Linked DNA regions of Homo sapiens: region 1 is linked to region 2. A link is a contact called in ENCODE Hi-C data. All regions are on one chromosome and are shown on one strand. The core of a region is the stretch at or near the end of the contact, and the rest is flanking DNA. Distances in the headings are between cores, read along the strand shown.

Region 1 (2,700 bases), core at 57-2,556, 250 kb after region 2:
TATGTATTTGGTGAATTATATGGAAAACAATGACAATAAATGATACTAATCTTCCTTCAGTTACATCTATGGGTATGTTGTTGATATAAATGTTCCAAAAAGTATGTAAATTATAAAAACCCAATATGTTATCAGTCATAATTTTGATTATGTTAATTTTTTCTAAAATTATATGGCTATGTTATTAATATGAGTATTCTAAAGATTACATAAAATTTATAAAAGTCTAATGGTCCTGATATGACACTGTCAGTCATAGTTGTGGTTGTTATCTTAAAATGCTACATGCAATGGAAATAACTAAATTTCTTTGTCAATTGGGAATTTTCATCAGATTTAACCTATGGCTATTCAAAGTTTTTGTGATCATAGCTTTTTTTTTTCTTTAAATTGAGACAGAGTCTCACCCTGTCACCCAGGGTGGAGTGCAGTGGTGCAGTCTCAGCTCTCAGCAACCTCCATCTGCCAGGTTTATGCGATTCTCCTGTTTCAGCCTCCCGAGTAGCTAGGATTATAGGCGTGCACCACCTCGCCTGGCTAATTTTTTGTATTTTTAGTAGACACAGGATTTTGCCACGTTGCCCAGGCAGGTCACGAACTCCTGAGCTCAAGTGATCCACCCGCCTCGGCCTCCCAAAGTGCTGGGATTACAGGCCAGAGCTATTGTTTTGAAATCTTCTCTAGAAACATTTGCAATCAGCTATACTCCAAAACTGCTTTCCATGGAAGAGACTCTAACAAGTCCTTTTGAATACAGATTTCCGATAACTTTAAGAATAATAGACTAAATAAAAACTTCCATAAAAAGTTGTACATCAAGATCACTAACCCAACATCAAACAAAACAAGAATTACACGGGACTGCACTCATAGAGGACTAAAATGATTTTTATGACTTTTAAAAAAATTGCTAATTCTTTTTATATTCTGTTTTCCAACGTCAAAAAGTTTTCCTTCTTTTGAGCCACCTTACAACAATTGGGTAAAGTATGCTTTTGTGAACAAAATTAAGACACTTATTTTCTCTTTACCCAAATTCTCCAGAATATGGAAACTATTCCTCAACAGCTAAGGCCAAAATAATATCACCCAGCAACTGTATGTGATTCATTATTCAGGAAAACAGCACATAGCCTTGTGTCATGTTCTGCCCCATGTTGCTAACAACCTGCCTGCAATAACAAGGTTCTTTCTTTGCATTGAGAGATGAGACTTCCTGGGAATGAGCCTTCTCAGTGCCTAGGGATAAAGAATGTCTATCACTCTAACCTAAGTGGAGATTTATCATCAGTGCTTCCACATGAAGATTTTTGATCAAAAAGGGGAAATGATAACTTACAGGTCACCTTTGGCAGGCTTCCAAATTAACCACCTGGGAAAGGTCTTATGATTCATGGCTTACATCCTGTCTCTGAGTAACAAATCTTTTTTTTTTTTTTCGAGACAGAGTCCTGCTCTGTCGCCCAGGCTGGAGTGCAGTGGCGCGATCTCGGCTCACTGCAAGCTCCATCTCCCAGGTTCACGCCATTCTCCTGCCTCAGCCTCCTGAGTAGCTGGGACTACAGGTGCCCGCCACCACGCCCGGCTAAGTTTTTGTATTTTCAGTAGAGACGGGGTTTCACCTTGTTAGCCAGGATGGTCTCGATCTCCTGACCTCATGATCCACCCGCCTCGGCCTCCCAGAGTGCTGGGATTACAGGCGTGAGCCACCGCGCCTGGCCCCTCTGAGTAACAAATCTTATTGTGAGTCCCTCAAATCTTATTGTGAGTTCCTCAAATTTTTGATGTACTGATTAATATGTAACCTATTAACACTGAAACGGACACTGATTTGTTTCTGATGCATGAAGTTTTGCTGATTGTCTTGCTGTAGGACATTTTGGCCAGTATGCTGTAAACTGTAGCCGATGATTGTAACCTCTGAATTGAACCCACCAATAAAAAAGAGCAACTCTGATATGAGAAGACCCCCTCCCTTCTCCTAAACGTTCTTATAATGGCATTCCAACTTGTAACAGACTTTGGAACACACCTAAATTCGTTGGTGTGTCTTCCCAGGTTGATGCTCACATTTGACTTCTGCTAAAGCTTTTTCAATTTATTTCAGCCTCAAGAGCCTTAATTTTGATCAACAGTGTATAGATTTATTTTAAGGAATAGGTGCATGAATAATGGAAGTTGGCAAGCCTAAAATTCACAGGATAGGCCATCCTGCTGGAGACCCAGGAAAGAGCCACAGTTGCAGTTCTTGTCTGAAACCATCTGCTGGCAGAATTCCCTCTTGCTTGGGGGAGAGCAATCTTTTGTTTTATTCAGGCTGTCAGGTGATTGGATGAGGCCCACCGACTCATGGAGGGCACTCTACCCAAAGTCCACCAATTTAAATGTCAAACTCATCCAAAAACACCCACACAGAAACATCCAGAATAATGTTTGACCAAATACCTGGGCACCATGGCCCAGCCAAGTGGACACACAAAATTAACCATCATAGCTCCCTTGATGGGGGACTGAGGTAGGCTTTTGGATCAAGGAGGGGATGTTTTACACCTCAGTGAGGCTTTGCCCTCCACTTGGGACCCTGGATTCTGTTTGTGAAAGGTCCTGATTGAAGACAGGAGAAGGAGTGGTAACCACAGACTGAGGGTGGGGGATCGCAGACTACACGGCTGTGTCCACAATATCAGGTTCCAAAGGTGG
Region 2 (2,700 bases), core at 119-2,618:
ACGGCATCTGCAACCCAGGGTGGCTAATAGTAATAATAACAGCAGCAGCAGCAGCAGCAACAACAGCAATGGGAGATCTTATTTATTGAGCACTTACTGTATATCAGACTCTGTGCTAAATGTTTAACCTGGATGATCTCTTTTAACCCTCACACAGCCCAGGGAGGCGGGCTCTCACTCTCCCATTTTGCAGACAGAGAAATAGGCAGAGAGCAGTGAAGTGATTGGCCCAGGGTGATAGTGCCAGGACTGGTGATAGTGCCTGACTCCCAAGTCCGTGCTCATAACTACAATGCCAGGCGAGTACCGGGAATGCACTTGAATAGAAGAGGGTGTGGGGCTCTGAGGTGCAGCAAGGGCCCCCCCAGCAAGCCTCCTGGCTCCAGCATAGTCTGGGGCCTGGATCCCCCTTTGAGAGGGCAGTTCCATGTCACTGCTCAGAGGAAGGCCTGGCAGGGAGGGCTCAGTGGTGGGGTCCCAAGAGGGCAGGGCAGGCATGAGGGCCAGGGGATGTCCCGCGGGCAGTGGGGTCCTCTGTCCACTCACCTGCCCCTTCCTGGGCTTGGGCGCACAGTGACCTCAGCCCCATCTGCTCCCAGGTATGGAGGGCTAGGTCCCAGGCCCGCTGCTCCCCATACTGAGCCACCAGGTACGAGGCCACCTCCATGCCACTCGTCTTCTCTGGCTGAGCGGGTGTCTCACCCGAAGAGCTCCTGGAGTGCGCTTTATTGGCGAGCAGAAGCTGGAACTCCTTCAGCTCCTCCTTCTTCAGGAACTCCAAGTAACAGGCCAGGCGGCCCCAGGCTCCGCCAGCCATCTCTGTCCCGGAGTTAAGAGGGTGTCTGGGGGATGTTCCCAGGTGGTGAGGGTATCAGGCAGGCAGAGAACAGTGCTGTCCTTTGCCTTGGCTCTTACCGTCTCTTATTCAGCATTCGGAACCCAGTTTTATAAATCCCAGGGCACCTACAGATAGACGCCGATAGAGGGGGAGTGGTAGGAAAAGCCAGGGGAGGGAGGAGCCCAGAGGGGCCTGCAAGACACTGGAAGAAGTCAGCTGATAGGGAGGTCCTGGGATGGGGTCCAGGGCCAGGCAGGGAGGGTGAGGGTGAGGGGAGATGTGGTGACGGGAGATGGGGTGTGGGCAACGCTCACTGTTCTGTGTTCCTCAGATTCTTCCCTCTCCTGGGTCCTGGACTCCTGAGATCAACCCTTGAGCTGCAAGGCTGAGAAGAGGTGGGGTGGGAGGAGCCGCAGAGCAGGGAATGGGCTTTCAGAACCCAGAGTGGAGCCCCGGGCTGCTGGCTCCCAGGTTTCTTCAGACCTCTCCAGGCCCTGGGGCACCAGCCAGCAAGAACAGCGCCTAGTCAACAAGAGCAGGAAGGAAACGTCACCCAGAGGAAACCCACAAGGGGCGTGGCCAGGGGGTAGGATCAAACCAGGCCTGGGTAGGCCAGACTCAGAGTCACAGATTCAGATGGGCCACATGGCATCTATAGGCGGACCAGGAGCACAGGCCCAGACCAGCTGACGCTGCAGCAGGTACAGGCCCATACTAAACACGGTGTGTGCACCTCCACATGGGCACTCCGCCAGCCCATCATCTAGAGCCTGTCTGCAGAGCCAGGATGCAGACTCTCCGAGCAGTTGTGTCTGCAGCCCAGGCCCAGCCTCTCAGGATGGGTGGGGCCCCCTGTGTCTGCCCGGGCAGCTCCTTATTGGGAAACATTAGAACTGGGCCAGGGAGCATTTTTCCCAGCCTCTCATGGTTTTGGGAGCTTCTTGAGTTGCACTGCATGTCCTGCCATGCTACCAGGGGCACTAAAGCATGTGTCCCAGGCCCAGGGGGCTGTTTGCCTTCTGGGCAGCCCAGCACTTAGCTGGTGAACATTTCCACCTGAAAGCAGAACAGCCCCTTCCTCATTCCTGCAAGCAGGCCTCGGGGAGCCAGGGGCAGACTTCCTCTTTCGTGGAATCTGCAAGATGCCAATGACTTCAGGTTGAGGAATGACATTGCCTACTCATTTGCTGATGTAACACACCACCAGGAATTTCTGGAGATGCTTTGGTTTCACTTGGACTGGCAGAGCCCAGGCTTCAACCCACGGCTTGCTTGGACAAGGACTCCTTATGTGCCTGATTTATTTCTTTGAGCCTCAGTTTGCCCATCTATTAAATGGGACATCATAGGTTTACCAAGAGGCTTCAATTCAGCAAAAGGTCTTAGAGTCTCTCTCTCTTTCCCAGGCTGGAGTGCAGTGGCAAGATCTCGGCTCACTGCAAGCTCCCTCCACCTCCTGGGTTCCAGCGATTCTCCTGCATCAGCCCAGCTTCCTGGGCAGTTGGGATTACAGTCACTCACCACCACGCCTGGCTAATTGTTTTGTATTTTTAGTAGAGATGGGGTTTCACCATGTTAGCCAGTCTGATCCGAGGTGATCCGCCCACTTCGGCCTCCCGAAATGTTGGGATTACAGGTGTGAGCCTCCGTGCCTGGCCTAAATAAATTTTATAAATGTTAGTTTTAAAAAATGGCTAATAAGCACATTGTAGGACATTCTAATATCAGATTGACCAGAAGTGGAAAAGTGCTGTGCTAAAAGTGGGATGATCGGGAGGCTCTGAGCACTCCGTGAAGGACCGTGAGACTCCATGTAGCGGGAGGAATGGCCTGGAGGAGGGCTGTGTGGGCTTTTTTTCCTC

What was found. Hi-C counts contacts between places; a loop is a spot of excess contacts on that map. Pooled maps may share reads with other maps.
Region 1: a loop to region 2 is called in a map of mammary epithelial cell, with 19 times the contacts of the local background. The contact joins the enhancer-like site here to the promoter of NLRP1 in region 2. A Hi-C loop is called at or near these places in 2 of 168 maps with a recorded cell type or tissue (PC-3 and mammary epithelial cell) and 11 of 50 pooled maps.

What each region holds. Positions count from the first base shown.
Region 1 is chr17:5,833,570-5,836,269 of GRCh38, forward strand. All of the region lies in intron 1 of LOC339166 (a long non-coding RNA gene), which reads left to right. Among named protein-coding and RNA genes, the nearest start is that of WSCD1, 240 kb to the right of the region's middle. Within about 2 kb of position 1,307, at least 5 of the 41 ENCODE cell types and tissues checked have a DNase peak (open chromatin) inside an H3K27ac peak, as active enhancers do; they include PC-3 and mammary epithelial cell, where a contact is called at or near this core.
Region 2 is chr17:5,583,141-5,585,840 of GRCh38, forward strand. It overlaps NLRP1 (NLR family pyrin domain containing 1), which reads right to left and starts at 1,369. Exons shown (of 17, transcript NM_033004.4): 1 at 547-1,369. The coding sequence starts at 817. RefSeq lists enhancers at 707-1,906, 1,178-1,437, 1,458-1,757.